Regions from separate parts of the Homo sapiens genome. Here region 1 is linked to region 2. A link is a loop called in an ENCODE intact Hi-C map of the cell type or tissue named here. Cell type or tissue: natural killer cell. All regions are shown on one strand. Each heading gives the region's core, and the rest is flanking DNA. Links, peaks and the distances in the headings are about the cores only. Region 1 has its middle 180 kb from the start of UST. Region 2 overlaps UST (uronyl 2-sulfotransferase).

Region 1 (15,752 bases), core at 5,833-8,332, 190 kb after region 2:
AATGCATCTATATCTGTGGTATGTATTCAAAGCTTTGTGTAATGCATGTAAGGTCAAAAAAGTTTGGGGAGCACTGAGATTATAAGCTATCATTTTTTCAGGGTTTTTTTATTAGACAGGGTCTCGCTCTGTTGCTGATGCTAAAATGCAGTGGTGCAATCATAGCTCACTGCAGCCTCAAATTCCCAAACTCAAGCGACCCTCCTGCCACAGCTTCTCAAGTAGCTGGGACTACAGGCACACACCACCATACCCAGCTATTTAATTTTTTTTCTTTTTAGTAGAGATGAGGACTGCATTACTGTGATGAGGTCACACCATGTTGTCCAGGCTGGTCTCGAACTCCTGAGCTCAAGTCATCCTCCTGCCTCAGCCTTCCAAATTGCTGGGATTACAATTGTGAGCCACCACACCCAGCCACTTTTCAGTGTTTGCATAGGAAATTCTTGGACTAGGGATTGCTCTGTCTAAGATGGCCTAGAAGGAGCCACATTATAGCCTTACTGCTCCTCCCTGTTCACAGCTATGGTCTTAATATCAAATGTGAATTTACACACTTTATCTCCTTTAGTTCCATGAGGTAATAATTAGCTGTGTTTTACAGATGAGAAAATTGAGAGTCTCTCGGTTTAGTAACTGGGGCTATATTTAACTATAAGTGAACCCAGGTCATACTGACTCCAAAGCACATGTTCTTATTATTACCCTGCCTTGAGTTTCCATAAGAGTAGGACTTCTTACAACTCAATTTTTCATTCCATGCATATTCTGCTTTACTATCCCTAAGACGTATAGTTTTTTGACACTTGAAAATCTCAGAAGTTAGGCTGCATCTTATAACTGAGGGGGTCTCAGCCCTGCTCCTGCCCAAGTGGCAGTCCTAATGCAGGAGTCGCTGTCTGTACACATGGCCTGTGCATGCTTTCTGACATTCTGGGAGCGTGAACGGTCTACTGTAACTGCACGTGGTTTCAGCCCACAAGCAATTTAAGGACATGGGAATCCGGCGTGTTGAGAAACATGATCTTTTTTCTAGGTTTAACACCGTTGCTTCCTTTAACCATTCCTAATGGGGTTTTCCTAATAAACCATGCCCAGTTTATTTCATGTCTTTGTTCCATTTCTTTCATCTGTATAGAATGTTCTTCCCTCATTCTCTTTCTGGTTTGTTCTCCTCCAAGACTCAGAGTTCAAGAGTCAGATTTAAGAGTTACCTTCACACTAGGCACGGTGGCTCATGAGCTTGAATCCAGGAGTTTGAGACCACCCTGGGCAATATAATGAGACCTTGTCTTTATGAACTTTTTTTTTTTTGAGACAGGGTCTTGCTCTGTCGCCCAGTCTCGAGCGCAGTGGTGCAATCATGGTTCACTGTGGCTTCAACCCCTCTGGGCTCAAGTAATCCTCCTATCTCAGCCTCTGAAGTAGCTGGGATCACAGGCGCATTTCACCACATTCAGCTAATTTTTTTAATTTTTAGTAGAGACAAGGTCTCACCATGTTGCCCAGGCTGCTCTCAAACTCCTAGACTCAAGCAATCTACCCACCTCAGCCTCCCAAAGTGCTGGGGTTACAGGTGTGAGACATCGCATCTGGCCCCCCAAAAATTAAAAAATTAGCTGAGTGTGGTGCTGTGAGCCTGTAGTCCCAGTTACTGGGGAGGCTGATGTGGGAGGATTTCTTGAGCCTTCAAGGCAGAGGCTGCAGTGAGTCGAGATTGTGCCACTGCACTACAGCTTGGGCAACAGAGTGAGACTGTCTCAAAAAAAAAAAGAGTCACGTTCTTGGTAAAGCAGTCCCACAGCACTTAACTAACACAGGTTTCTCCCCTCTCAGTGTCCACTATCACACTTTCAGCTCTTAGAGAGGGGGCCTCAGCCATCGCTATGGCCCTGAACATATAGAACATGTGTAGGTACCACCCTGGACCCTCATAAAGCCTTCATCCCACACATCCCAATCTCTCTCTCTCATGCCCCACCCACTAGTTGAGCTTGCATGTCATGGACGGAGCCCCTTTCTTCCTGTTGGCCTTGCAGTGTGCCCTTCAGTGTGCCCTGCAGGGCAGCGTGCCACTGCCCTGTTCTGTCTGCGATCTGTATGTGATGAACTGCTTCTGTTTCTTCATGGGCTCTGTGCAACTGCTCTTCTGTGTCTCCCCTGACTTCTCTCCTGCTCAGGGCTCTCCTAGAGAGCGGCCATCTTGGTGGGAATAAACTGCACACAGGTCAGACAGAAGCCACAAGGGGACCTACCAGTATCAACAGGTGTTCTGTGAGAGGGACCCCTGGCCGTGGGTCACACATTTAAGCATTAGGTTGTCTGCCAGAATAAAGAGGTACTCCACGAAAGGCTCACTGTAAACATCCATGATGAAGTTCCCTGGAGCGCTTCAAGGGCAGGGCTAAAGTTTGTGGCCACTCTCCTGAGAGAGACCACAAGACCAAATTAGAGTAAAACACAACACCTACTGACCAGGGTGTCAACGGTGAAGGGGTCAAAAACACCGCTAAAGAATAGCCTAAGGCTGAGAGTCCTGAAGGAAGAAACACACTTCAAAGGGGGGCCGATTTGTGTCCCCCAGAATACATGCACTGAAGTCCTACTGAGAAGGTGACCTTATTTGGAAGTGAAGCCATCACGGATATAATTAATTAAGTTAGGATAAGGTCATGTGGGAACAGGGTGTGCCCCTGATCCAATGTGACTCGTGTCCCTTATGGAAGAAGGAAATGTGGACACAGACATGCACACAGGGAGAACACCATGTGCAGATGAAGGCAGTGATCGGGATGTTTCCACAAGCCAAGGAATGCCAAAGATTGCCAGCAAAGCCCCAGAAGCAGGAGCAGAGTCTCTCTCCCAGCCCTCTGAAGGAACTAACGCTGCCCATACCTCCTACTTAGTTATGCAGCCTCCAGAATGGGAAGACAATGCATTTTTGTTGTTTAAGTCAGCCAGTGCGTGGTACTTTGTTACACCAGCCCTACAAAACAACTGCAGAAGCCTCCTTCCCCAAAACTGCTAGTCAGGCCTCACTGGGAAGGTGTGGCTGCTACCCGATGGATGATAGATTAGTTTCCTGAACTGACCCAGGTCAGAATTGGTCCAAGTCACAGGGCTGAGCTGGCAGGAAACAGCCACTGCCTCTCTCAGGCTGGCAGAGGAAGCTTCCAAAAGCCTCCTGCTGGTGCCCGTGGGCTGTGGCTGATAGGCAGGAAAGGGCAACATGGAACTCACTAAGAACTGTAGGGTGCCACCGAAGCTTGGTTCGGGGAGTACCAGTGGATGCCCACCTCCTATGTCACTGGTAGCCGTGCAGGAGGAGCAATGAGAAAGGAAAGGAAGCGTGCTGGGTGCTAGGAAGAGAAGCCCCTTCCTCCTGCATTGGTCCCGCCAGTGCCCTGTATGCACACACAAAGGAGAAACTCACAGTGCTCGGCTTCAGGGTGGGTAAGCGACAAAGAGTCCATTTAGAGCAGAGGGGCAATAAATTGATAGCCAGCTCACCCCTTCTTCCCTTCAATGTATTTAAAGAATATAAAACAGAATGTATGATTTTGAGAAGGATTTGTTTCCACCAAGGAAGTGGCCAAACAAGGGCTGGGGGGCCACATGGCAAACCTGTTCTCCACGGGGGTTCTTAAGATTTTTTTGGTGCCATGAGCTTCTTTGACTGTCTGGTGAAGCCTGTGTATCTTTTCTCAAAATAATGTTTTTAATATGCATAGTCTAAAATACATAGAATTACAAAGAAACCAATGAAATCAAAACAAAGTAATGTAAATTATTAAAAAAAAAAACAAATTTGTGGCCAGTTGCTGTGGCTCACGCCTGTTATCTCAGCACTTTGGGAAGCCACAGCAGGAGGATCACTTGAGGCCAGGAGTTCAAGACCGTCCTCGACAACATCGCAAGACCTCGTCTCTACAAAATTTTTTAAAAAATTAGCCAGGCATGGTGTGCACACCTGTAGTCCTAGCTGCTTGGGAGGCTGAGACGGTAGGATCACTTCAGCCCAGAAGTTTGAGGCTGCAGTGAGCTGTGATTACGCCACTGCACTCCAGCCTGGGTGGCAGAGTGAGACCCTGTCTCAAAAAAACAAAACAAAACAAACAAAAAGCAAAACCAAATTTGTGATATAGTTTGATGATTAATTCTATGTGTGAACTTTATGGCATCATGCGGAGCCCAGAGAGCTGGCTAAACATGATTTCTGGGTATGTCTGTGAGGGTGTTTCCAGATGAGGTTAGAATTGAATGGCAGCCTCAGTAAAGCATTGTAGATGGGCATCAGCCAATCTATTGAGGGACCGAATACAACAAAAAGCTGGAGGAAAGGGGAATTTGCTCGCTGTGCCTAACTGTTGAGCACAGACATCTGTCTTCACCCTTCAGTGGAAACTTACACCATTGGTCCCCTGGTTCTCAGAACTGTACCACCAGGCTCCCCAAGTCTCTAGCTTGAAGATGGCAGGTTGTAGGACTTCTTGACCTCCATGATTGTGATAGACAATACCTTATTTTATTTATACACAGACACAGACACACACAAACACAAATACACACGCACATATATATGTATACAGGATAAAATTCCTAAAAAGGAAAATAACTCAAAGTTTAGACAGGGTTTCATTTTAACATTAATGCATTTTGCGTGGTTTTTTTTTAAGTGGAGTCCTTATTTAACAGGAGGAATGGGCCCTCCTGCCTCCCTGCTTCCATAACCCCGGGATAGACTTCGCCGCCTGTGGAGTCATCACACCACACTGTCATTAGTGCCCATGTCGATGTTCTCCTCCCTGGACTGAGCTCCCAGGGAGCAAGAATTGACATGCTGCATCATTCCTACCCCACCAACCAGCGCAGCGCCTCCTCCGTGCCAGGGCTCCACAAGTATTTGTTGGATGAAGAGTACACAACAAGAAAGTACGCCAGCACCTATATCTTTTTTCCTTTTTCAGGAGGCTACCCCAAGGGAGAGTGGAATTGAGCAAAAATGGAATGTGCAGCCTGGGGACTTTAGGTCTGTGTTCCAGCCTGTGCCTGCCAGCCTTGGCCGCTCTGCCCTAACTTCTAGTTCTGCCTTCTGGGATGTTGCTTTGCATAAGCAGGATAGGGCAGATATCTATATCTATAGATAGATATAGATATAGATATAGATATAGATACACATTTATATTATAGTAATATATATTATATAATATATAAATGTTATATATTATATAATATATAAATGTTATATTAATTATTATATAATATATATAATATTATTATATATAATATAATATAATTATTATATATAATATAATATAATTATTATATATAATATAATATAATTATTATATATATAATATAATATAATTATTATATAATTATATAATATATAAAATAATTATATAATTAATATATAATGTATTTACATTGTATATATTATTATATATGCACATATGCATATAAAATATAAAATATAAGTATATTATAGGTAATATAATTATATATAACAAAATTTTATATATAATATAAAATTTGTGGGTATATATATGCATATATGTACACGTACATAGTTATATATGTACACATACATTTTTTTTACCACCTCTGGAGAACTGTAATACACAAGTGCTTCTATATTACCGCACTAAAAACCAAGATCTAGCAGTGGGTTCAATAGCTACATCATTTCTAAGTAGTGATGAGTACAAATAACATCATGGGCTATTTGTAGCCACTCTGAAGTGACATGAAAATATCTGTGTTTTGAACACTTCCGCTTCCGGTTTATTTATTTTTGAGACAGAGTCTTACTCTGTTGCTCAGGTTGGAGTGCCATGGCATGATCTCAGCTCACTGCAGACTCTGCCTCCTGGGTTCAAACTATCCTCCCACCTCAGACTCTCAAGTAGCTGGGTAGCTGGGATTACAGGCGTGAACCATCACAACCAGCTATTTTTTTGTATTTTAGTAGAGAGGGGGTTTCGCCATGTTGGCCAGGCTGGTCTCGAACTCCTGGCCTCAAGCCATCTGCCTGCCTCGGCCTCCCATAGTGCTGAGATTACAGGTGTGAGCCACCATGCCCAGCCCATTTTCGGTTTTTTATTCCAGAAGTTGCTGGCTGAGGTAGCGTGTGGGTCAGTGTGCTTTCTGTGGGATTCCACCATGGTGTACCACAGCCAGGGCCAGAAAGTGCAGAAGGTTATGGTGCAGCCCATCAACCTCATCTTCAGATACTTACAAAATAGACCCTGGATTCAGGTGTGGGTCTATGAGCAAGTGAATCTGGACAGGAAGCTTTATCATTGGTTTTGATGAGTGTAAGAACCTTGTATTAGATGATGCAGAAGAGATTCATTCTAAAACAAAGTCAAGAAGACAGCTGGGTCAGATCATGCTAAAAGGAGGTACTATTACTCTGCTACAAAGTGTCTCCAACTAGAAATGATCAATTAAGTGAGAAATTGTTGAGAAGGATACACTTTGTTTTTTAGATGTCCTTTGTCCAATATGAACATTTATTCACATTGTTTGGATTACCCTTATGTCATTACAAGATGACAATAAATGCTGTAGGATTGTTTGAATTGAAAGAAAGAAAGAAAAAGAAAGGAAAGAAAGAAGAATTAAAGAAAGAGAGAGAGAGAAAGAAGGAAAGGAAGAAAGAAGGAAAGAAAGAAAAGAAAAGAAAGAGAAAGAAAGAAAGAAAAGAAAGAAAGAAAAAATATCTGTGGTTTTTATGGGTGATGTCACAGACAGTGCTAATACTGGCAATTGTTGCTTACATTCAGAATTGAAGAAAATGCTAAATTGCAGTCAGAAGTTAGTTGGAAGGAAAAAAATGATAAAATTCTTCTATTCACGTTTGTGGACCCCTGAGTTAAGCATCTCTGTGCAAGAGGCAGTTCCAGCATTAGCATTGAGGTTGACCAAGATTTCACCACATATCAGGCCGGTATTTTTGAGGTTCGCACCAGGGAAACTACCTAAACCCAAGTGTCAGCCATTTCTATGTCCTTTATATGCATCAAATACTGTTCTGGAGCAGAGGCACCTTTAGATGCCTCTCTGGATGACCCACTGAAAGGCCTCTGCTACTCCTCTTGTCTCTCCCCTGCCATAATTGCTGCCTCCTGCATGAGGAAGCAAACAAAACACAAATGCATGTGGTCTGAAATGTGAGGAAGAGGAAAGTTCCTGGCTTCACAATGCTTGCTCACATGAAAACACAATCATGTACTTCATCATTCTTGGTGGAAGAGTTGTGTGGTTCTGCCCACGCCTTCGCCAAGTGAGTCAGTCAAAGAGGAAATGCTTGTGTATTTGCATGGGTGGTGCTAGGCAGGATAACTGACCCACTGACCACTGGTGAGGATAAAGACATGACTTACTTCCTTCACTGTGTTGCACAGCTTGTAAAGCAACGTCCCAGAAGACAGAACTAGAAGTTAGGGCAGAGTGGCCAAGGCTGGCAGGCACAGGCTGGAGCAGACCTAAAGTCCCCGGGCTGCACATTCCTTTTTTGCTCATTTCCACTCTCCCTTAGGGTAGGCTCCTGAAAAAAGAAAAAAAAAGGTGCTGGCGTTAACTTTCTGGTTGTGTACTCTTCATCCAACAAATACCTGTGGAGCCCTGGCATGGAGGAGGCGCTGCGCTGGTTGGTGGGGTAGGAATGATGCAGCATGCCAATTCTTGTTTCCTGGGAGCTCAGTCCAGGGAGGAGAATATCGACGTGGGCACTAATGACAGTGTGGTGTGATGACTCCATAGGCTGCGAAGTCTATCCCGGGGCTGTGGAAGCAGGGAGGCAGGAGAGCCCTTTCCTCCCGTTAAATAAGGACTCCACTTTTTAAAAAATGACATGCAAAATACTTTAATATCAAAATGAAACCCTGTCTAAACTTTGAGTTATTTTCCTTTTTAGGAATTTTATCTTGTACAGAAACATAACCAACAAATATTTAGCCAGGAAGAAAGAAAGGAGACACAGAATGACTTGTCATCACCCTGGTGAAAGCACTCAGTTTCCACCGCCTCTCACTTCCAAGACACTTTTTGTCCAGCCCTACTCCCTGCCAAAGTCAATAAAAACACGAAGAAGTCAAAAATAAGGATAAAACAGTCTATAAAATTCCATAAAGCAACTAAATTTGAAGACAAATTCTGGTTGCCATCCCTTAGAAGTGGGTGAGTTAGTATCTGGCGATGAATGAAGGAAACCGTGACAGAAGCTCAGACCTCTGAGACAGCACTCAGCACAGCCTCTGCCCGCATGGTTTAGCAAGTGCTAGAAGCAGGGCCAAGGCCAGTGTGGCTTAGCATTCTGCTCCCTGGGGAAATCAGGCCAAGAGACATCGCAGCGCTCAGCGTTTGGGTGAAACATGGAGATCTTTCCACTAATGTTGATGGAGGGACAGCCTCTTACATGTCTTCTCCATGACTACCCATTGTTTTTCTGGGTGGAAAAATAGGAGAGGGAAGCTTGGGTTGATAACCTGGACACTAGCACAAGTGGCCACCTGCATGGCAACCAAGTAGTTAACACATTTCTGAGGGCAGCTTTGGGAAAGTAACGGGTGCTAGCAATGCCACCTCTCCTTTCTCTGCCAAATATGAGAGTAAATTAATTGTCCAGTTTGCACATTTTTAGAGAGTGTTATGATAGAAACCAGTCCATCCATTTTTCTACCATTGGGCGTATATTTGGCCTCACCTGGCAGTGCCTGAAGAAAAAAATTGATTTCTTGGTTTGTGAAAATCATTCTTTACATACCTTTTGAAAAGATTCCTGCAAGGAACGCTATGCATTTTCTCCAATTTTGGAGGGGAAAAATATCTGCAAGGAAAGTTTGAGTATTTGTAACAATCCTCCACGATCCGACCAGCATGAACCCCTCATCAAACGTTCTTTTGTGGGCTACTCCCTTAAACCTCAAAGCCAGCAGGGGAGGAACCCTAGGGAGGGAGAATGGGAGGTCCCTGATGGCTGGCGCAACCACAGTCTCCATCTGTCCTGACAGCGCAGAGAAATACTACCACGGGACTCAGCAAAGCCCAATTCCATACGTTTGGAGCTGGGACTAACTAGGAAGTGCCTAGGTGCCAAAGTAAATGAGCTTCCTCCCTGGGGTGGTGCCAAGGCCCTGAATTTAGACCACAGCTGAAAGGGCCCTTGGAAAACTTGTGGAAAGCTCCCCTAGGAAGATGGAAGAAATGCACACACTGTCCCTGTGTCCGGCACTGAATCTGCTCTGCAGATCACTGCAGGGTATTGCAAGAGCTGCAGCCATCTCATGTGGAGCCTTCTTCTGGTCTCTAGGTGGACTCTGGCAGCCACTGGGGCCCTTGCAGATGTAGTGAACCATTCTGCAGGGACGAACTCAAACCAAAAGAAAGGATAACTTGTTTTTGGTCCAAGCTTCAGGTCCCAGATATGGGGCAACTTAGAATGTCTCCCTCTTTATCCACCTTTCCTCCAAACCTACCATTACCCACTGCTTCTTTATTTTCTTCAACTTTTAAGTTCAGGGGTACATGTGCAGGATGTGCAGTTTTGTTACATAGGTAAACGTGTGCCATGGTTGTTTCCTGCACAGGTCGCCCATCACCTCGGTATTAAGCCCAGCATCCATTAGTTATTCTTCCTGATGCTCTCCCTCCTGCCATTCCCCACTCTGATGGGCCTCAGTGTGTGTTCCTCCCCACCATGTGTCCATGTGTTCTCATCATTTAGCTCCCACTTCTGAGTGATAACATGTGGTGTTTGGTTTTCTGTTCCTGCATTAGTTTGCTGAGGATGATAATAGTTTTCAACTCCATCCACGTCCCTGTAAAGGACGTGGTCTCATTCTTTTTATGGCTGCATAGTATTCCATGGTGTATATGTATCATATTTTCTTTACTCAATCTATCATTGATGAGCATTTGGGTTGATTCCACATCTTTTCTATTGTGAATAGTGCTGCCATGAACATACGCATGCATGTATCTTTATAACAGAATGATGTATATTCCTTTGGGTATATGCTCAGTAATGGGATTGCTTGGTCAAATGGTGTTTCTGCCTCTAGATCTTTGAGGAATTGCCACACTGTCTTCCACAATAGTTGAACTAATTTACACTCCCACCAATACCCACTGCTTCTAAAACAATCTCTTGAAATAGATTTTCACCTTGGCACATGGGATAGAAGCCAAGAGGAGGCTTATTGGAGCTAGAAGAGGACTGGAATTAGCCAATGGGGAAGTGGGTGAAATGAATCTCAGAAGAGCTATTCCAGAGGACAAAGGGACAGTGAGGTCCCATCTTCTGATGTGCCCTAATGACCTCGGTGTGGAAACCCCAAACCCTATCCCTCCACCTGTCAAGAAGAGAGAGAGGTCAGCCTCCAGCCTGCCTCAGCTGTCCTGCGCCTGCCCCAGTGCCTACATGGTCTTCAGAGAGAGAGGCCTTGTCTTCCTGAGGGAGACGTTCCCAGGTCTGCCCTCCCAGGCAGCTGCATGAGACAGATGGCATCCAGGCTACGATGGAAGGGAGGGGAGAGGCCAGGACCAGTGCAAAGTCCCTAACTTCCCCTGCATGGCTTCGCTGAGTTCTGACCAGAGTTCCTACGGTGGGGGGAGCTTGAGCCCTTTCTGAGCTTAGAGTGTAAACTCTAACCAGCCTGGCTAAGCAGGACTTGAAGCAGCTGCCAAATGAAAAAGACCTGCCAGTTCCCCACCTAGGTGGATACCCAGTCACCCCCATGAAGTTTCAGGGACCCTTCCTAGTGACTCCATTTTAAGGCAAGTAGTCACTAATTACCCGGGGACATTGTTGGTCAAGCAGATCAAAGAGGTTACTTGCTTTCAGAGATGGGACAAACTGGAAGTTCTCAGCATTCTCTTACCTCTATTACAGGACCTTTAGACTAATGACATATTTAATTAAACAGGAGCATGTATGAGAGATAGCAACATGTCCTCCAACAGAATTTCAGCCAATCTGTGTCACTTTCAAATGTGGTTTTACATTGATTTGTTAGGACTTGATGGTTTAGGAAAAGGCAAAGGAAGAAATGATATGCTTTGCAGGTTTAAACTGCTAGATGGGTCCCCTTCCTCCGGGATCTTCTGTGATTCTGAGATCCGATGCCTTAACTAAGGGCATTCTGGGCTGTCAGGAAGGGGTGGTGTTGACTGGAGTTACTTGAGTCTTGCTGAAGGAGGCTTGACTTCAGATGATAAAATTCAGACAGACAGAGAAAGAAGAATGTGGGGAGGACTCTAGGATAGGAAGAAAATTCAAGCACGGATGAAATAGGAGTCACCATGCGATATTCAGGAGACATTGAGGGGACATTGAGATATTCAGGATGAATCGTTATTTACTGAAGGAGCCTGTGGTAAATAAGAGGTTTTTCTCTATGTGGAGGCACTAGAGCCAGGGGAATCCACGTTCAGCTAGATCATTGAGTTCTGAATCTTCCCTCTCCAAAACCCCTGTTAGCTCCACACATTCCAAAGCTCTGAAATGAAACAGCTACAGAATCTTTCTCTCCCTTTCCCTGCCTTGACTACTGCCAATCAGGGCAGGCATTCTTGCAAATACTTTATAATTGAAGGAGGAAAACAATGCCCTGGCTCCAAAGTGGCATTGAGGACACAAGCTGTGACTAGTTTCTGATTTTCCTCCCTGTTGGGTGGGCTTGAGTCATTGATGTGGTCCATGTGGCTGCTGCCCTACCCTCATCTTTACTGTTGCCTGGGAGGTGGCAGGAGAATCTTCTATGAGTGAGGAAAATATCACCCTCCGCCTGTGCCTTATTGGATACAGTTGGGTCCTGTGGCCACTAATGGCTGCAAGGGAAGCTGGCAAAGGGGGCTTGGGAGGGAGGGGCCGACACAGCTGCCACTGGTTTGAGCCAATTACGATTCATGTCCTGGGACTGGAAATAATGAGGCCAAACAAAGCAGAGATTCTGCCATCAGACAGCAGAGGGGTGGCTTTCGCAGAAAGGTCAGTGGGGCAGGCAGGTCTTTTCCCGGCACCTGCTATGTGCACAAATAATGACAATGAGGCTGAGCAGTGAAAGGACCTGCCTGGGGTCACAGAGCAAGCACAACTCCAGAGCACACCACCTCCAGGCTGGGCGCTGTCTTTTCTCCTGTGATCCCAGCACAGTGGACCAAGTGCTGGTGGCTCAATGTAAATTTCAAGGCCCCAGGAACTCCTTCACTGAAGATACTCATAGTTTTTAACCCTTACTATGCATCAGAATAACTTGTGGAACTTGCAAAAACTCATGAATGTCCAGACTTCATTCCCTGAAGTTCAGATTCAATTGGTCTGCAGTAGGCCCCGGGCAGCCTCCTTTGCAAAGCTTCCCAGGTATAATGGTGTTCTACTCTCCCCAGTTATTCAATGAAACACAAACTTAGGTGTTTCTATGAAGGTATTTTGTAGATGAAATTAAAACCCCAAATCAGTTGACTTTAAGTAAGGGAGAGTATCCTAGACCAGCAGTCCCCAACCGTTTTGGCACTGGTCACCAGTTCCATGCAAGAAAATTTTTCCGTAGATGGGGTGGGGTGCGAGGGGATGGTTTCAGGATGATTCAAGCATGTTTCATTTATTGTGCATCTTTCTTTCTATTATTATTACATACTCACCATAATGTAGAATCAGTGGGAGCCCTGAGCTTGTCTTCCTGCAACTAGATGGTCCCTTCTGGGGGTGATGGGAGGCAAGGACAGATCATCAGGCATTAGATTCTCATAAGGAGCCTGAAGCCTAGATCCCTTGCATGTGTAGTTCACAGTAGGGTTTGCGATCCTGTGAGAATCCAATGCCACTGATCTCACAGGCAATCAGATCCTAACAGGCCATGGACTGGTACCAGTCTGTGGCCCAGGGGCTGGGGACCCCTGTCCTAGACAATCCAGATGGGCCTGATTCAATGCATCAGAAGGCCTTAGAAGCAAAGCTGAGGCGTCCTTGATGAAGAAGAAATGTCATGGTGGACAGCAGCATCAGCTGGTGTCTGTGAGTTCCAGCCTGTCCTTCCTGATGATCAGCCTGCCCTATGGATTTCAGACTTGCCTCGTCACACCTCGCAATTAAGCCAATTCCGTGCAAAAAATCTCGAATTATACATCTCTCACGGGTTCTGCTGAGAACCAGGGAGTTATTCAGTAGTTGTTAAGCCAAAGGGCATCAGAATAAAATAACACAAGGTCAAATCTCATCTCTTCTCCCTGCGACCTTCGTGGCTGCAGTTCCTTCAGCTATAAAGTGGGGATCTCGGTGTTCGGTGCACAGGCATCCTGTGAAGGGTAACTGCTCTCAGGAGTGTGTACGTTCACTACACATCAGGACTGAGTGATGGCAGCTGCTCTTATACTGCTAGGCTATTCTGGGCCATGAGCAAATAAATGTTCAGACAAAAAATGCGGCTGGTGTTCCCTCACCATTGCTTGACATCTAAAGTTTAGGGCCTTGGAGTGACCTAATCCGGCTTCCCCCAGCTTGCTCCCGCAGTAGGCAAGAGGGCGCCTGCGCACACACAGACACGTGGACGCTGCACCCCAGCAGGTGCAGGACACCGAGGCGGCCGCCCAGCTCCGGTCATGAAAGCAGCCAGGAGTTCCATCGGTCACCCATCATCGCTCTCCTGGGAGTTTTAATAGGTGTTTTGGTTACAGGACTCCAGGTCTCGCTGCTCACTTGGTGAGTCGTGGCGGTCCTGCCGGCCCTGCTGCCGCCGCACTCGGTTTCGGGGCTGCGGCTCGGCTCCGCACCGCGCGGCGTGGACGCGCTCCTCCCGGGGGCTCCCGCGCCTCCCACCAGCGCCTCCCGGCGAGCTGGCTCGGCCTCCAGCCTGGCGAAGCAGTGCCCTCTGGCGGCCACGCACTGCAGCAGCGGCTCGCTCGGCAAGACGGAGGCCGAAACCTGAAACCGGCTCTGGGCCCTGATTTCTTTCTAAGCCACTGTTTTTTGACTTGGAAATCCATAAGAAATCCAAAATTGTAGGTTTTTCTCTTTTTTTATGAAACAATTTTTGTATTTTCCACAGACAATAAATTAGATGTTTCTGTTCCTGGTAGTGCCCAATGTGAGGATGGATACATTTAGCACCTGCACATGTGAAGGTGACCCGACATTAAAAGTAGGGAAACTCCGTGTGGATTTCGGTGATGAGCTACACGTTCACAAAACCACCCTTGATAGTCATTTCCACAACTTCCAGTCCTGAGAACTGGTCACTCCAGCAGGTTTAAGGTAATAATCTGTGGGTCAAAGTTAAGTCAAAGTTAAGCCTTGGATACGCAGAGAGGAGCCGCCTCTTTGTCTATTTACCTTGTCACTAGCCATCCGCGTATGGACCTCAGCCCCTCGTGTCACCCCTCTGGGTCTCCGTCTCCTAACCTAGGAAAGAAGAGGGTTAAAATAGAGCCTCTTCAGCGTTTGCATTTAGGATCCAAGGGCTAGTCATTCTGGAATAGTCATTCATTCAGCAAATACCACGTGTCAAGTGGAGAGGGTTCAGGTTCACCAGGGAGCAAACCTGTGCGTTCCCGGATGTTAAATTGTAGCAAGGGAGAAAGGTACTAAGCAATAAACCTAAAGATGACACAGTGTGTTAGAAGGTGAGAATGAACGCCAGGTGGAAACTGGCACAGGTGTGGGACTCGAGAGTGGTAGCCCAGGGAAAGGCTGAGGGAGAGGCAGTTTCAGATGACGGAATCAGGCCAGGACTCTGAAAAGTGTCCTTTGAGCAAAGACCTGTAGAAGGGCATGAGAAAACCACAGGGTCTTTCTGAAGAAGAGACTTCCAGGCAGAAGGAAGCCTGCAGAGGCCCGAGGTGAGAGCGGTCCGTTAAACTTGCGGACCAAGGAGAAAGCCTGTGTGGCTGAATCAGAGTGGCTGAAGAGTAGCGATGGCTGGGGAGGCTAGGAGGTCACAAGAGATGGTTACACAGAACCTGCTGGGCCACCGCAAAGGATTTGCCTTTGACTCTGAAAGAAACGGGGCCATTGGAGGTTTTGAGCAGAGGAGCGGCACGATCTGCCTGATGTTTTCACAGGTCTGTCTTAGCCTGCTCGGGCTGCCATACATAACAAAATGCCATAGACTGGGTAACTTACACAGCAAACATTTCCTCACAGCTCTGGAGGCTAGAAAGTCCAAGAAAGTCCGGTGAGGAGGCTGGGCGCTGTGACTCACGCCTGTAACCCCAGCACTTTGGGAGGCTGAGGCAGGTGGATCACTAGGTCAGGAGTTCGAGACCAGCCTGGCCAATATAGTGAAACCCCATCTCTACTAAAAATACAAAAATTAGCTGGGTGTGGTGGCACGTGCCTGTACTCCCAGCTACTCGGGAGGCTGAGGCAGGAAAATCACTTGAACCCAGGAGGTGGAAGTTGCAGTGTGCCGAGATCACGCCATTGCACTCTAGCCTGGTGACAGAGCGAGACTCCATCTCAGAAAAAAAAAATCAAAAAGGCCTCCATCTCAAAAACAACAACATAAAAAAAAAGAAAAAGTCTGGTGAGGGTCCTCTTTCTGGCTTGCACACGGCTGGCCACCTGCCCACTGTGTCTTCACATGGTAGAGAGAGAAAGTAATGCCTGGTGTCTTCTTCCTCTTCCCATAAGGGCACTAATCCCATCATGCAGCTCCGCCTGTGTGACCTCATCCAAATCTAATAATCTCCCACAGGCCCCACCTCCAAATACCATCACACTGGAGGCTGGGGCTTCAACATACGAACTT
Region 2 (15,752 bases), core at 8,164-10,663:
GAGGCGAAAAGGCAAAGGACCTCGGTGACATGTTGACCTCTCCCTCTGCCCGCTGCACCAGCTGAGCAACCCAGGGCCATTCATGTCTCTGAATTCAGGCTCCTTGTCTGCAGAGGAAGCTTAACACCCACCACTCAGGAGAGGGAAGAGGTGCACGTGACAACAAAGGTGCAAGTACTTTATAAACTGTAAAGCACTGTTCAAATATGAGGACTGTATCAGACGCCTGCCCTAGGCTCTCTCATGGCTTCAGCTCTTCCTTTCTGTTTATAGAGTTGAGTTTGTGAATAAGAAATCTGCTCTCACTCTGTGGTCTAAAAATGTTCGGTGGCTTCTCATTGCATACCAGTTAGTGTAACGTACAAGTTCCTTTTACTGTAGGCGCCTACCTTGCAGCAACCCTCTTCCCTTCCCCTACCATGGTTTCTGGCCAGCCACTCTGTACTGCTTCGTGTGCCCAAAAATGCCACAATTTTGCCCAGTGGCTTGCCTTTGCACGTGCTCTTCTTTCTAGAATCTAGAATGCCCTTTTCCCACATCTTTACATAGAAAATGCCTATTTATGCTTCAATGCCCAGCTCAAGTGTCACCTTTTCCCTGAATCCCTCTCCTTCTCTCTTCTCCTCTGTGCTCCCCATGTTATGTGGGCAAATCTCTATTACCAATAATGTCTGCACGAAGATGATGAATTTATACACATCTGTATCAGAGGCTAGACTAGCAGCTCTTGCAAGAACCTTTATGTCATTAGCACACTCAATTTTTTTAATCTTGAAAAAATTAAAATCTTATCCAATGATCGCAGGGTCAATGTTTTAGAACTCTTAATCGTTCTTTACAATTTAAAGTGAGGCAGTCAGAGATCTTAGGACATACAGAAAATTTTTATCTAGTCCTTTGAAAGAACAGGAAATGCATAAAAATAGCCAGTAAACGAAAATGTAATTTACATAATCTTAGAAGGTCTTTTCCTATAAAAAAAAAAAAGTGACAGAAAGAGTAGGGATCTATACAACAAACAACCACTGTTTGTGAATGCCTAGCGGCAGAATTTTTATGAGTTTGTTTGAAGACAACACACACACACACACACACACACACACACACAAACACAGGCTCCTACATTCCTATACTCCCATCTGCCACCTGCTGTGCTCAGGCTTCTGAATGACTGACTAAACTGAAGACATGTATGTGTATTAACAGGTATTACAAATGCAAATTTCCACAGTATTCTAGGCTGGAGAATACCACACAGCAGTCTCTTTATAATTTGATGGTGGTGTTATAGAACAGAAAGAGTCCCTCTAAAGTTCCAACAGAGACTCAGAGAGGTTAAGTGAATTACCCAAGGTCACACAGCTGCACGGTGGCAATGCCAGGACACAAACAGAAGACTTCTGATTTGAAGCCCAATGTTTTGTTAACACTACACTGCCTCTTGTGATATGAAACATCCCGTTAAAGGCAAATTCACAGAAGAAAATGTAATTTCCTAAACAGAAAATATACCTCTACTGGTCCATCTTGTTGGCCTTTAAATGTCTGTGGTGCCTTGAATTTTGTAGACATTAAAAAGGACCACAATTCACAGGAACTAAACAAATGATCACCATCTAGCTGCTTATACAAATAGTGTTCAAATGAGTGCTGTCTGTGTTCCTGAGATACCCCAAACAGACAGCCAGGCTGTTGTTGAGGAGCTCACCCAAAGGGTGTATGTGCAAGGCTGCATGCAGCTGTCCAGGGGTTGTGTTTTTTGCTCAAGACCCAGTAGGAATCCAGGAGGCTGAGATCCATACAGTTACCCAATCCTGCACATGGGCAATCCAGGCCAACAGAGGTCCAGGGAGGACAGTGGCCATGTCTGCCTGGCCTGAGAGCTAGCAACTACAGGTTCCACAGATGTGGGGACAAAAGTTCTCTCCAGGAACAAGGGCATCTGTGGACCTGTGCTGAGAATCATAGCTGAGAGAGGCAGCAGAAGGGAGAGGCCCAAGCACAGGTTCTAGTATCGCGAAGAGGGACCAGATGGCCTCAGAAGCACTCCCACTGCCAAAATTTAGGATCAAACAACAAACAGGGCTTTCAAAAGTCCTCTAAAAAGCTTTCAACTCAAATCAATTCATTTTAATGTTTTAAAAATTCATTTACTGTTAAAGAAGGATATCATTCAAAATGACGACTTTGTTTCCAGACAGACATGCAGTATCATTGAGTTAATTTACTTTACACCAAAATAAATGCCAATGGGATTTAAAAAGTAAATGAAAAAGTGAAATAACAATAGAATGAGAAGAAAATATAGAGAATTTGTATCTGATGGGATATAAGTCTTTTCTAAGCCTAAAAGCAAAGAAAAGAATAATAAATGGGAAAATGTAATTAATGCACAGGAAAAATAAAAGAAACTGACTTTTAGAACAAAAGGACAAATAAAAAGCCAGGAAATTATTACTTGCATGTATGTCAAAGGGTTAATATCCTTCATCTCTAAAGAACTCTTAGAATTGATAAGAGAAAGAGGAACACATCTATAGAGAAAAATTGCAAAAGAAATTTAAAACTGCAATTCCCAAAAGAAGACCCATGTCTTACAAGCATAAACTGGTTCACTTTCACTAATATTGAAACAAATGCAAATTAAAGAATAAGAGTATCATTTTCACCAATCAAATGAGTAAAGGATTTTTAAAAGATTGCATCCAGTGTTTTTAAGGGTATAGGCAAAACAGGTAATAGACTCCTAGTGAAATATACAAAGCCATATCAATGTGCCGGTTTGTAAAATCAGTTTAAAAATTGGTATACATTTAACCAGCAATTCCAAGTCTAGGAATTTATCCCAAGGCAATAGGGAAGTCTGCAACAATTTAATAATGTTCATCACAACCTTACCTACAACCACAAAAAAAACTAGAAATGGGCCAAATATCAAAAAAGCCTTCTTATAGGAATTAATAGTATATTCACAGGCCACTCTGCCACCATGAAAACCAATGTTGTAAAAAAATATATAAAGATGTGAAACGATATCTATGATACTACAGAGTGGAGGAAGCATGTAACCAAAGCAGTTGTGAACAAAGAAATTAATGTGTGTTTTATTTTCTTTGTGCTTTTTTCCTGTATCCCAGTATTTTACAATGAGCATGTATTAACAGTTTTAATTAATTCTTAAAATTGTGTTTTTAAATAATTACACAGAGTCATTCTAATTATTCACTCTATGTGCATCCAATTATTTTCTCTGGCTATAAAAAAAAAACTTTACCTAGAATATTTGTATGTCAGGAAACTTTGGTAATGAATTTTGATAGTATGCCTAACAGTCAAACGGTAAAACGGTACCGAATCTGCAACAACTATTTGAAGAAACTTCATCTCTAAGACCAGTTGGTTTGCTCTCAATGCTTATTAACAAACTTGACATTAGGTCAAAATCTGTATGTTCACAAAACTCCAAATAGCCTATATTTTAATACTATAGTTTCCAAAGATAAATAAAAACAGCCATTTTAAACTTGAAATCATACAAGGGTGTGATTCTCACTTAAGAAATACTTAATGTTCTTAAATTGGAACAATCAAACTGGTGAATGAAAATTCAGTTTAAAAGATATCTATGAAATGCTTAATAGCACAGATCTTTAATGAGCTAAGCTGAACCCTGACATATTTGTTGTTTACAGGTATTCATTATTTCCCAGAAATGCTATGGTATAGACCCTTGCTACTCAAAATGTGGCCCTCCAACTGCAACCTCAGCTACACCTGGGTGCTTGCTGGAAATGCAGAATCTCAAGCCCAGTTCCAGACCTGCTACATCAGGATCTATAGCTTAACAAATCCTCGAGTGATTTGCATGCACATTAAAGTTTGAGAGATGCCAGAGTAGAGAAGCTGTAAGCTAAAGTGTTATAAGTCATAGACAAATAAAGATTATAGATTAAGATAAAGCATCCCTAAATAGTACTGTAAGAGGATTTACTGCACAAACAAAACTCTCCGACCCTGTATCTGCTACAGTGGTTCTTTACTTTGGTTGCATATTAGAATTACCCATGGAGCTTTTAACACATACACCCTTGACCAAATGAACACATATCTGTATTCTCCAAAGTTCTCCAGGTTATTCTATCATGCAGCCAGTCTTGAGTACCTCCTGATCTACTAGCATCAACAGGGCCTTTAGGAAAGAGATAATCAGTCTAACCATATCCAGGCATGACCAATCACTGCCTCTACTACCTCTTTTAACTCCCCCTGTTCAACACACCTCATACGGGATCTTAAGTCCTTCTCTGTCCCTCCAGGTACAACACAGCCCCATGAATACGGTGATTATCTTAGCACTCAGCATATAACTGGTGCTTGATGAGCATTTGTTGAAGGAATGAACCTGTCTAGATGGAAAAGAAAACAGAGGAAGACTGCCAAGCTAAATATAAAGGAGGGCAAGTGGGTGCGTGGGTGAGAGCAAGTGGGTGAGTGGGTGAGAGCAAGTGGGTGAGTGGGTGAGAGTGATAGGAGAACATGTGTCTCTGATCCTTTAAGGCTCATTGATGTGAGACTTCAATGAAGAATAAGCCTTGTGAGCAAGACTTACTCTGCAATTAACAAAGTCAACTATCATTCTGACAAGGTGACAGGGAAAAAATCTGGGGAAGAGAGGCTATATTTTGGCACAGAAACGCATTATGCCATAAAACAAATGAAGTATGAAGATATAAGCCTAACCAAAACCATACGATCATCTCAACAGCTGCAGAAAAAGCATTCCATAAAATCTAACATCTTTTCATGATAAAAGCCCTCAACAAACTAGGCATCAAAGGAACATACCTCAAAATAATAAAAGCCATATAGGACAAACCCACAGCCAACATCATACTGAATGGAGAAAATTTAAAAGAACTTCCCCTATGAACTGGAACAAGACAAGAATGCCAACTCCCACTACACTATTCAACATAATAGTAGAAGTCCTAGCCAGAGCAATTAGGCAAGATGCTGCAGGAAGTCAGGGACCCCGAACGGAGGGACAGGCTGAAGGCAGAAGAACATAAATTGTGAAGATTTCATGGACATGTATTAGTTCCCCAAATTAATACTTTTATAATTTCTTATGCCTGTCTTTACTACAATCTCTGAACATAAATTGTGAAGATTTCATGGACATTTATCACTTCCCCAATCAATACTCTCATGATTTCCTATGCCTGTCTTTACTTTAATCTCTTAATCCCATCATCTTCGTAAGCTGAGGATGTATGTCACCTCAGGACCCTGTGACGATTGTATTAACTACACAAATTGTTTGTAGAGCATGTGTGTTTGAAAATTACCGATGTCATTTTTCACAGAATTAGAAAAAACAATCCTAAAATTTATATGGAACCAAAAAGACCCTGAATAGTCAAAGCAATCCTAAGCAAAAAGAACAAAGCTGGAGGGATAGCATTATCTGAATTCAAATTATACTACAAGATGATAGTAACCAAAACAGCATGGTACTGGTACAAAAACAGACATATAGAGCAATAGAAGACAGTAGAGAACCCAGAAATAAAGCCACATACCTACAACCAACTGATCGTAAACAAAGTTGGCAAAAATATACAATGGGGAAAGGATACCCTATTCAATAAGTGGTGCTGAAACAATAAGTGGTGTTTGAACAATATGAAATCTGGGCACCTTAAGAACAGGATAACAGCGATTTTCAGGGAACAAGGGAGATAACCTTAAAGTCTGGCTGCCTTTCTCTTATTACCCAAAATGGGTAAGAGAAATACCGCTAAATTCTTTCCCCAGTAAGGAATATTAATAATTAACAGCGTTGGGAAAAGAATGCATTCCTAGGGCGGGGCCTCTAAAATGGGTGCCCTGGGAGTGTCTGCCTTATGCAGATATAGATAGGGATGAAACACACCCTAGTCTCCTGCAGCACCCCCAGGCTTGCTAGGATTAGGAAATTCCAGCCTGTCAAATTCTAGTCAGACCGGTTCTCTGCTCTTGAACCCTGACATTGTGTGCACAGCAGGACATGGAAGTTCATTAGTGATTCTAGTTTCGCCCTGACCTTCTGCCTTGTGACCTTTTGTTGCCCTTGAAGCATGTGATCTCTGTGACCCACACCCTATTCATGCACTCCCTCCCCTTTGAAAACTGCTAATAAAAACTTGCTGGTTTTACAGCTCAGGGGGCATCATGGAACCTGCCGACATGTGATGTCTCCTCCGGACACCCAGCTTTAAAATTTCTCTCTTTTGTACTCTTTCCCTTTATTTCTCAGACCGGCCGACACTTAAGGAAATAGAAAAGAACCCACGTTGAATTATCGGGGGTGGGTTCCCCTGATAGCAAGAGAAAGAAATAAAAGGCATCCAAATTAGAAAAGAGGAAGTCAAATTATCTCTGTTGGCTGATGACATGATCTTATACCTAGAAAACCCTAAAGACTCCTCCAAAAGACTTCTAGATTTGATAAATTACTTCAGTAAAGTTTCAGGACACAAAATCAATGTACAAAAATCAGCATTTCTATACACCAATAATGTTCAAGCTGAGAGCCAAATCAAGAACTCAATATCATTTACAATAGCCACAAAAAATAATAAAACTCCTAGGAATGCATTTAACCAAGGAGGTGAAAAATCTCCACAAGAATTATAAAACATTGATTAAAAAAACTGTAGATGACACAAACAAATGGAAAAGCATCCCAAGCATGTGGATTGGAAGAATCAATATCATTAAAATGCCCATACTATCCAAAGTAACATATAGATTACATGCAATTCCTATCAAATTACCGATGTCATTTTCACAGAATTAGAAAAAACAATCCTAAAATTCATATGGAACCAAAAAGACCCTGAATAGTCAAAGCAATCCTAAGCAAAAAGAACAAAGCTGGAGGGATAGCATTATCTGAATTCAAATTATACTACAAGACTATAGTAACCAAAACAGCATGGTACTGGTACAAAAACAGACATATAGAGCAATAGAAGATAGTAGAGAACCCAGAAATAAAGCCGCTTACCTACAACCAACTGATCATAAACAAAGTTGGCAAAAATATACGATGGGGAAAGGATACCCTATTCAATAAGTGGTGCTGGAAAAATTGGACAGCCATATGCAGAAGAATGAAACTGGACCCCTTTTCTTACCATATAAAAAGTTAACTCAAGATGAATTAAAGACTTAAAGGTAAAACCTGAAACTATAAGAATCCTAGAAGAAAACCTAGGAAAAACTCTTCTGAACATTGGCCTGGGCAAAGAATATATGGCTAAGCAATGCAACAAAAACAAAAATAAACAAAAGGGACTTAATTAAACTAAAGAGCTTCTGTACAGCAAAGAAAGAATCAACAGAGTAAACAAACAACTTGCAGAAAGGGAGAAAATATTTGCAAAAATGCATCCCACAAAGGACTAATATCCAGAATCTATACAAGGAACTCAAATAACTCAACAAGAAAAAAGCAAATAACCCTATTAAAAAGTGGGCAAAGGACATGAACAGACATTTTTCAAAAGAAGATATACAAGCAGCCCACAAAAATACAAAGGAGAAAATGCTCAGTATCACTAATTATCAGAGAAATGCAAATTAAAACCACAATGAGATACCATCTCACACCAGTCAGAATGACTAGTATTAAAAAGTCAAAAAACAACAGATGTTGGCAAGGATGGGGAGAAATGGGAACATGTACACACTGTTAGTGGGAATGTAAATTAGTACAACCTCTGTGGAAAACAGTATGGAGATTTCTCAAAGAACTAAAAATCGAACTACCATTCGACCCAGCAATCCCACTACTGGGTATCTACGGGAAGGAAAAGAATCATTCTATCAAATAAACACCTGCCCTTGTATGTTTATCATAGCACTATTCACAACAGCAAAGTCAGGGAATGAAACTAACTGTCCATCAACAGATGACTGGATAAAGAAAATGTGGTCTATATACAGATGTCTTTTGCAGCAACAGGAATGGAGCTGAAGACCATTGTCCTAAGTGAAGTAACTCAGAAACAAAAACTCAAATACCACACATTCTCACTTAGAAGTGAGAGCTAAACAATGGGTACACATGGACATACAGAGGGAAATAACAGACAATGGGGACTCTCAAAAGCAGGGAGGGAGAAAAGGCTTGATGATTGAAAAATTACCTTTTGTGTACAGTGTTCACTATTTGGGTAATGGGTACACTAGGAACCCAAACCTCACCATTATGCAATATACCCATGTAAAAAGCATGCACTTATACTCCCTGCATCTATTAAAAAAAAAAAAAAAAGATAGAAGCCTGCCCAGCAACCAAATTCAGCTCTAGCAGTTTCTCCTGACCACGCTAGGAAGCACCCCTGAAAACATGGCTAAACATACACTCTATGACAGAGTTTGGGTCAGAGACAGAGTGCCACCATGGTAACTGCATACATTTCAAGACCCTTGCATAAAAAGCACATGCCTCTCTTCAGCCACAAGGAATAGGAAAGAAAGACAAAGATGCTTGAATAAAGTATTCTCCAAATACATTTGAACAATTCATCATCTTATGAGACCCAAAATATTATCACTGATATCCTTTGCCCAGGTGAAAAGAGGAGACAAAAGCCAGAGGTTATGGATCTTAACAAATATTTCCTGTTCCCTCCCTTTAGTTTCTGGGAAAACTCTTTATCTCGCAGCACGAATGAAGAATATAACTACAAACATTTCAGGGTCTCTCAGGCCTTGGATCTCTGCTCTACAAGCAAACAAGAACAGCCTTTTGAGTTGGGAAATGCATGAGCAAAGAAAACAAGGTGGCCTCAATCCTGTTATCTGCCAAAACAAAATAAAGACACTGCGCCATTTGGTTTTTATATTTATGTGGTTTTCTGGAATCGTTTCTCCATTTTTACTTTTGTGTCCCATGCAGCTGTTAGAGAGCTGCTTCTATGGACTGTTGGGAGAGCACGCAACACATTTTCAAGAGTAACCCATGTTAACCCCGCACTGCTGAAGTTGGCTCCACACTCGGGGGTTATATCAACATTTCCTCCTTCAAGCAGATCTTCCACACAGGAACTCCTCCCTCCACCTGCTAAGAGGTGACCACACCACAATCCCCGGGCCAGGCTGGCAAGGCTGCAGGGGTGAGTGTGGCCAGGCCCAGGTTGCTCAGGTGCCCACCCTCCTTCCTCAGCCCTGCCGGGCATTCTCCACCAATCGGCACTTTCTGGTTTCTTCCCCACTGTGGTAAAAATAACTTCCTCTTGAAGTATCTAAATCTGTATGTGATTTTACACACTTTTTTTTTTTTTGGCACGTTGTCGGATGAATTCTGACACTAAAGCAGAATGAAATTGCAAGAGATCTGCAATCACATTTCTGTAAAGCTCTGACCAGATGAGTCAGTTCCACTGTTTTCTCAAAGACTGAGAAAATACTTTCAGGCAAGACACTGCATTCTAAGCACCACAGCAGTTCCTTCTCCCCTAAGCTTCTTAGGAACTTGGCAGTGTGGTAGATGGAGGGAGGCGGAGCAGAAGGCAGGGTGCTGTTTGTTGTGATCTGCCCATGGCTTACTGGCTGTGTTCTGAGCAGAGAGGGCGTCTCAGGGGACCCATCAACCCACATCGACGTGGCTCCCAGAACTTGGCCGCACGTGCTTGGAGGAGCTGAAGCAGGGTTCCAGCCAGCCCGCTGGGGGCCTTGAAGTAAGGCTCTGTTGCACTCCTGCTAACACCCTCAGAAAAGCGGTGGGAGGAGCAGTCATTCTCAAATACCACAGCTTCGAAGAGGATCCCTTCTGACAGTAACATACCACTGCACAAAGCAGGCTCACTGAGGGAACTGGAAAACTGTTCAGTTCTGTGGCTTTTACGGGCCATGTAGACAGAGGAAGGGGGCTAAGATGTGTAAGGGAATCAAAACCATTTCATTTCTCTTTGTGCTTACTGGCCAGCCGTGTCTCCTCTTCTGTGACTGCTCCTGTACTCTGCCCATTTATCTCGTGAGTTGGTTTATCTTTTTCTCATTGATAAACTGAACTTTTAAAGACCTGCATATTAGTTCTATTTCCTGGGGAGATGTTTGTGGTTTTTTTTTGTTTTGTTTTGTTTTGTTTTGTTTTGTTTTGCTATGGTTATGGGGTGTTACTGTTGAGCTTTCACTTTAATATAGTTTTTTTTTTCTTTGTGGTTTTTACTTTCTGTGTCTTCAAATGACTTCTGATGAGAAAGTACTGGTAAACAGACCTATTTGTCTGGACAAGATTTATGTGTGTAGCAGAGCAGGGTAGACATAATAGTCATTTTAGTATCTTCAATTATTTGAAGACTATAAAGTCCAATAGACAAGCCTATATAGCTTCCAGAAGAACAGCAAAAAATGGATGGAGGCTAGAAAGGAGTAGCTCACCACACTGTGAAGAACCCTCTTACCCACTGGAGCTGCCCACAGTGAAATGGGATGGTCAGTAGCAGGCAACCGGGAGGAGGCTGTGCAAATCCTCATCAACAACACAGCTTTCACCTATCACATAGTGAGACTCTAAACTCTGGAAACCCATGTCTTACTCTGCTTCTTCTCTCTTAGGACTTCCTGGGGACATTCTGCTTCCCCTAATTTCTAGAGCAAGTTCTGGCGGAGGTGGAGGAAACGCACTGCTGATTTTAATTTTAGAAAAAATTTAACTATGATTAAGACTCAGAAAATGACAACGATGGCCTAAAATGTTTTTGTGTATTCTACTTGCCTTGGTCACTTGACTTCTGCAATTTTTAAAATAAGTGTTTGGGTCCAAAGAAAATAGCCTTATATTTGTTTCAGTTGCTACAATTATATGACCTCTTGTCTCTTTCAGCACATGATTTGAAGAACAGCAGAGATCTTAGAACGATCTACTTCAGTGATTCTCAAGAGAAAAGAAACACTCTCCCCTGGGAGTGCACAGAAAAATTACCTCAGGGACTTTTTTTTTTTTTTTTTTTTTTTTGAGACAGAGTCTCGCTCTGTCGCCCAGGCTGGAGTACAGTGGTGCGATCTTGTCTCACTGCAAGCTCCACCTCCCGGGTTCACACCATTCTCCTGCCTCAGCCTCCCGAGTAGCTGGGGCTACAAGCGCCCACCACCATGCCCGGCTAATTTTTTGTATTTTTAGTACAGACGGGGTTTCACCGTGTTAGCCAGGACGGTCTCGATCTCCTCACCTTGTGATCCGTCCGCCTCGGCCTCCCAGGGAGCTGGGATTACAGGCGTGAACCACCGCGTACGCCGCATTCTTTTATTTTTTTATTTTTATTTATTTATTTATTTTGGGATGGAGTCTCGCTCTGTCGCCCGGGCTGGAGTGCAGTGGTGCGATCTCGGCTCACTGCAAGCTCCGCCTCCTGGGTTCATGACATTCTCCTGCCTCAGCCTCCCTAGTAGCTGGGACTACAGGCGCCCGCGACCACGCCCGGCTAATTTTTTTGTATTTTTTAGTAGAGACGGGGTTTCACCATGTTAGCCAGGATGGTCTCGATCTCCTGACCTCGTGATCCACCCACCTCGGCCTCCCAAAGTGCTGGGATTACAGGCGTGAGCTCAGGGACTTTTTTAAAAGGACTTCCAATGCCATGCCCTTTCTCCCTCTCCTGGCCACTGAGATGTATTCCCATAGGGACAGTCAAGACCCTATGGAAACACTGCTATGGATGAGGGTCCTAAGGAACGGAAACAGCTGAGAATCATGGATCTAATGAAACTCCTTCATTGTAGAGATGAAGACACTGAAGCCTTGGAGGCTCACATGACTTAACACCGACAACTGACTTATTGTCGGGTCACCCTGCACACCCAGGCCTAGTGCCCCCTCCATCCAGCCGCATGGCTCTGCCTGACGGTTCTGTTTATCCAATGGGAAGGCATTCATGTCAAACAGCCTTTGTGTTAAAGCAGGAAGCTCTGTGCTGGATGACAAGGTCAGGGTTTTTAAGGTCCCCAAACAAAATACAACTTTCTACGAAATAATGTAAAATCAGCATTTGCCTTCAACTGCTCAAGGAACTGGGTGATTGGCCATGCCAGATGGTATGGCTCTCACTTGCCGCAACACCTACTGGAGGCTAACAGAGCAAGGCAACACAGAGAGGCTGAGCTTGGGAAACAAGCAAGTGAAGACACAAGATCTGCTTCTGCGGTTCACTGCTCTTGCTCTGACTGTCAATGAGAGGGAAGTGGGAACTGAGAAAAGAAAGTGGGCGTACTACTGGACGTGGTAGTTTCGTCATGAATGGGGGAAGTTCTGGGAGCAGGCACAGTGTATGCCTGGCATTGTGATTATTTCTGAAAGGATGTATCTTATGGATCACTAGTGCAATCCTAGAACAGCTGGCTATCCCAGAGAGTAAGCGCCAGCATACTCCCTCCACACAGCTATTTTTATTTTGTGAATGCAGGAACAAAAAAAGTAGTGTGGATAAATTCAAAACAGAGGAAATCAGGCTGTGCAAAAAATGTGTCATTTAAAGACTATCTCCAGGAAGCAGAAGAGAAGAAGCAGGAAGGGGTACATATATGTAATTAGTGGGATGGATGAATTACCGGAACTTGTCAGGTGTTGAAGAGCCCTTGCCAAATACTAGTGAAGTAATTGTGTATTTCTAGGTTTGATTGCTTCTTTCAATTGGAAGTCAGGTTATCAGTGAATCTGTATACTCCCCCAGCTGTGTTCTGATATGAGTGTGTGTGTACACTCATATGTGTATGTGTGCTAAATGAAGAGGGAGTTAAAGGGAAGCAAAGAACAAGCTGAGAAAATTGGCAATTGTTGAACTTAAATGTCAGGCCTTGGGTTAGAGAAGTATCCTGTAAAACAGCAATTATTAATCCTATTGTATACATCAAAACATCAGAGGTTCAGAGAAGTTAATAAAATTATTCAAGCTGTCCCAGCTAATAAATGGTAACACAGTGCTTCACACCCGGAGCTCTGCTCCAAAACCTATATCCTTCCTACTGCCTGATGCTTCTGCCCCAAAGAAGGCCTTCCATGAATATTTGTTGAATGACTGAACAAAGGAATTCATATGTCTCAGAATATTCTCATTTTTCTTTCATCAAGATTATGAAAATTGTACTCCTTGAACTAAAAAACAGCAATGGTGTTTCCAGAAATGCAGTACAGTTAAAGGTAATAGGTTATTTAAATCATCTATTAATGAATTAACTAAGAATTGCCTAATCAAAGCCATGACTTAAGGTTATTATAGTATCTTTCACCAAACAAGTGTAAATGGGTTGGTGGATTGAGACCTAATTTTACAGTATGGTCGTGTTGCAGTTCTAGGTTAAACTCTGTTCAGTCCCTATTTCAAAAATCACATCATTCCACGGTCTCATCTCCTTCATGACTTAAAGTCATGCTTGAAACATACTGGCTAATTTAACACAAATTGCTACCTAAAGAAGACACTAACCTACAGAAATAACAGCTATTCTGCAAACTTCCAAAACAACTGGTCTAGGATTTCAGAAAATGACAAGTAACAAGAAGTTTGCATTCTAACTGTATGCACACAAATCTCTAAACTGATCTCAGCTATTCTTAATTACAGAGAGAGCTCTAAAAGTGTAATTCCAAATGCCCAAAGGTAAGAAGTGGACAGTTATCTCTGTGCACAGAAGGAAATGTTTGTGTTACCAGGTATGATGGCTTGTGCCTGTAGTCCCAGCTTCTCAAGAAGCTGAGGTGGGAGGATGGCTTGAGCCCAGGAGGTTGAGGCTGCAGTGAGCTCTGATGGCACCACTACACTCTAGAATGGGCAACCACCTCTAAACAAAACTATATGTACTCATATGTCATAAGTGGTTGTAATGTATTTGCTTGGAGCATCAGCTTCAAAGAGCAAGAAAGAAATAGGCTAAAGGCATCAACTGAGCTAGAGTCCTTCTTGGCATCCCTCCCCATATTCTCTAAATAGAGACCAAACAAAGCAGGATTTGGAATCCTAGTGAAGAACAGTTGCTCAGCAAATATACTGAATCAACAGCCACTTCCTGAGGGCCTGTGTGGAGCACCCAGAAGAGATGTCAGAGCAGGGATGCGAAGCACTGAATAAGCTTCCTCCCTTCAAGGTGCTTGCTCACAGATGATCACAATACAAGGTAGAATGTCAAAACTTCATAAGAGATCATGAAATAAACAAATACTTACAGGAGTTTAGAGATCCTAATTGGAATTGTACCTTCCTAAACAATCAGTACAAAGACATTAGCAGAAGTCTAAGCAGGCAGCGAGACAACAAAAATGAATCAGTGGCAGTTTTGGGGAAATTATAGACAATCAATATAAACCCTGAGACAGACCAAGAGGTATGGCGTAGCTTCAAGACTAAGCAGCTATATCTGGTTCCCTGGTAATTTTGAATGACAGTGTATTAGTCCGTTCTCATGCTGCTATAAGGACATACCTGAGAGTGGGTGATTTTTAAAGGAAAGAGGTTTAATTGACTCACAGTTCCACATGGCTGGGTATGCCTCAAGAAACTTACAATGATGGCAGAAGGGGATGCAAACACATCCTTCTTCTCATGGTGGCAGGAGAGAGAAGTGCTGAGCAAAGGGGAAAAGCCCCTTATGAAACCATCAGATCTTTGCAGCCATAAAAAAGGATGAGCTCATGTCCTTTGTAGGGACATGGATGAAGCTGGAAACCATTATTCTCAGCAAACTATCACAAGGACAAAAAACCAAACACCGCATGTTCTCACTCATAGGTGGGAATTGAACAATGAGAACACTTGGACACAGGAAGGGGAACATCACACACCGGGGCCTGTCGTGGGGTGGGGGGAGGGGGGAGGGATAGCATTAGGAGATATACCTAATGTAAATGACGAGTTAATGGGTGCAGCACACCAAGATGGCACATGTATACGTATGTAACAAACCTGCACGTTGTGCACATGTACCCTAGAACTTAAAGTATAATTAAAAAATATTACCATTTTTCACCTGGATGATTACCAGAACTATAGAGATGACATCTAGCTCTGTGGAGGTGGCAGGAAATGTGAATTATGTGTAAATTACTTCAACATTTTGATCTAAAATATTTAACAAAATTTAATAAATTAAAAATGCTCATAATTGGAATACTGGACCCCAGTAATCCAGTTTTGGGGAATGTGTATTAAAAAAAAAAAGAAAAAAAAAAGAAACCATCAGATCTCATGAGAACTCACTATCACAAGAACAGCATGGGGGTTAACCGCCCCCATGATTCAATTACCTCCCACAGGGTTCCTCCCACAACATGTGGGGATTATGGGAACTACAATTCAAGATGAGATTTGGGTAGAGACATAGAGGCAGACCATTTCAGAGAGTGTTGCCAATTATTCAAACTGAGGCCAAGCAGCATCTAATTGACTGCAGTTATTTTAGAGCTTCTTATTTTGATTATATATATTTTTGAAACCTACTAAAATTTTCTGTCATTTTTGTAAAAACAATATTTCTTCTTAAAACTCATAAGTTATTTTACTCAAGAGAAACATACGTAGCAAATACTGTTCCTATATATTTGTCCTTCATATTATACCACAACATGAATACAAAATAAATTGCATATGAATTCCAATTTCATGAGAATGCTTAAGATTTCCTTGGTTGCTTCATATATTGTATAAGGAACATAATAAACCCAAATGTTTTCTCCTGCTGAGCTCATCGGCTCCATTCTAGTGAGCAAA

What was found. Peaks named below come from ENCODE experiments on the same cell type or tissue, not always from the same donor. Only the 100,000 strongest peaks of a DNase experiment are listed, where the experiment ranks them.
Region 1: it touches region 2 in a loop (8-fold over the local background); 2 of 110 quality-filtered maps call a loop at or near these places.

The regions. Positions count from the first base shown.
Region 1 is chr6:148,558,065-148,573,816 of GRCh38, reverse strand. It overlaps the pseudogene SNRPEP6. Among named protein-coding and RNA genes, the nearest start is that of UST, 180 kb to the left of the region's middle. RefSeq lists a silencer at 13,791-13,970. In natural killer cell, for the core only: no CTCF peak of the experiment used is centred there; DNase peaks (open chromatin) are centred at 6,946 and 7,276; H3K27ac peaks cover 343 bases; H3K27me3 peaks cover 68 bases.
Region 2 is chr6:148,755,107-148,770,858 of GRCh38, reverse strand. All of the region lies in intron 1 of UST (uronyl 2-sulfotransferase), which reads right to left. LOC107986659 (a long non-coding RNA gene) reads left to right here. Exons shown (of 2, transcript XR_001744408.2): 1 at 1-10,027; 2 at 10,880-12,955. Among named protein-coding and RNA genes, the nearest start is that of UST, 16 kb to the right of the region's middle. RefSeq lists enhancers at 976-1,606, 8,998-9,137, 9,391-10,141. In natural killer cell, for the core only: no CTCF peak of the experiment used is centred there; DNase peaks (open chromatin) are centred at 9,208 and 9,788; H3K4me3 peaks cover 1,188 bases; H3K27ac peaks cover 2,500 bases.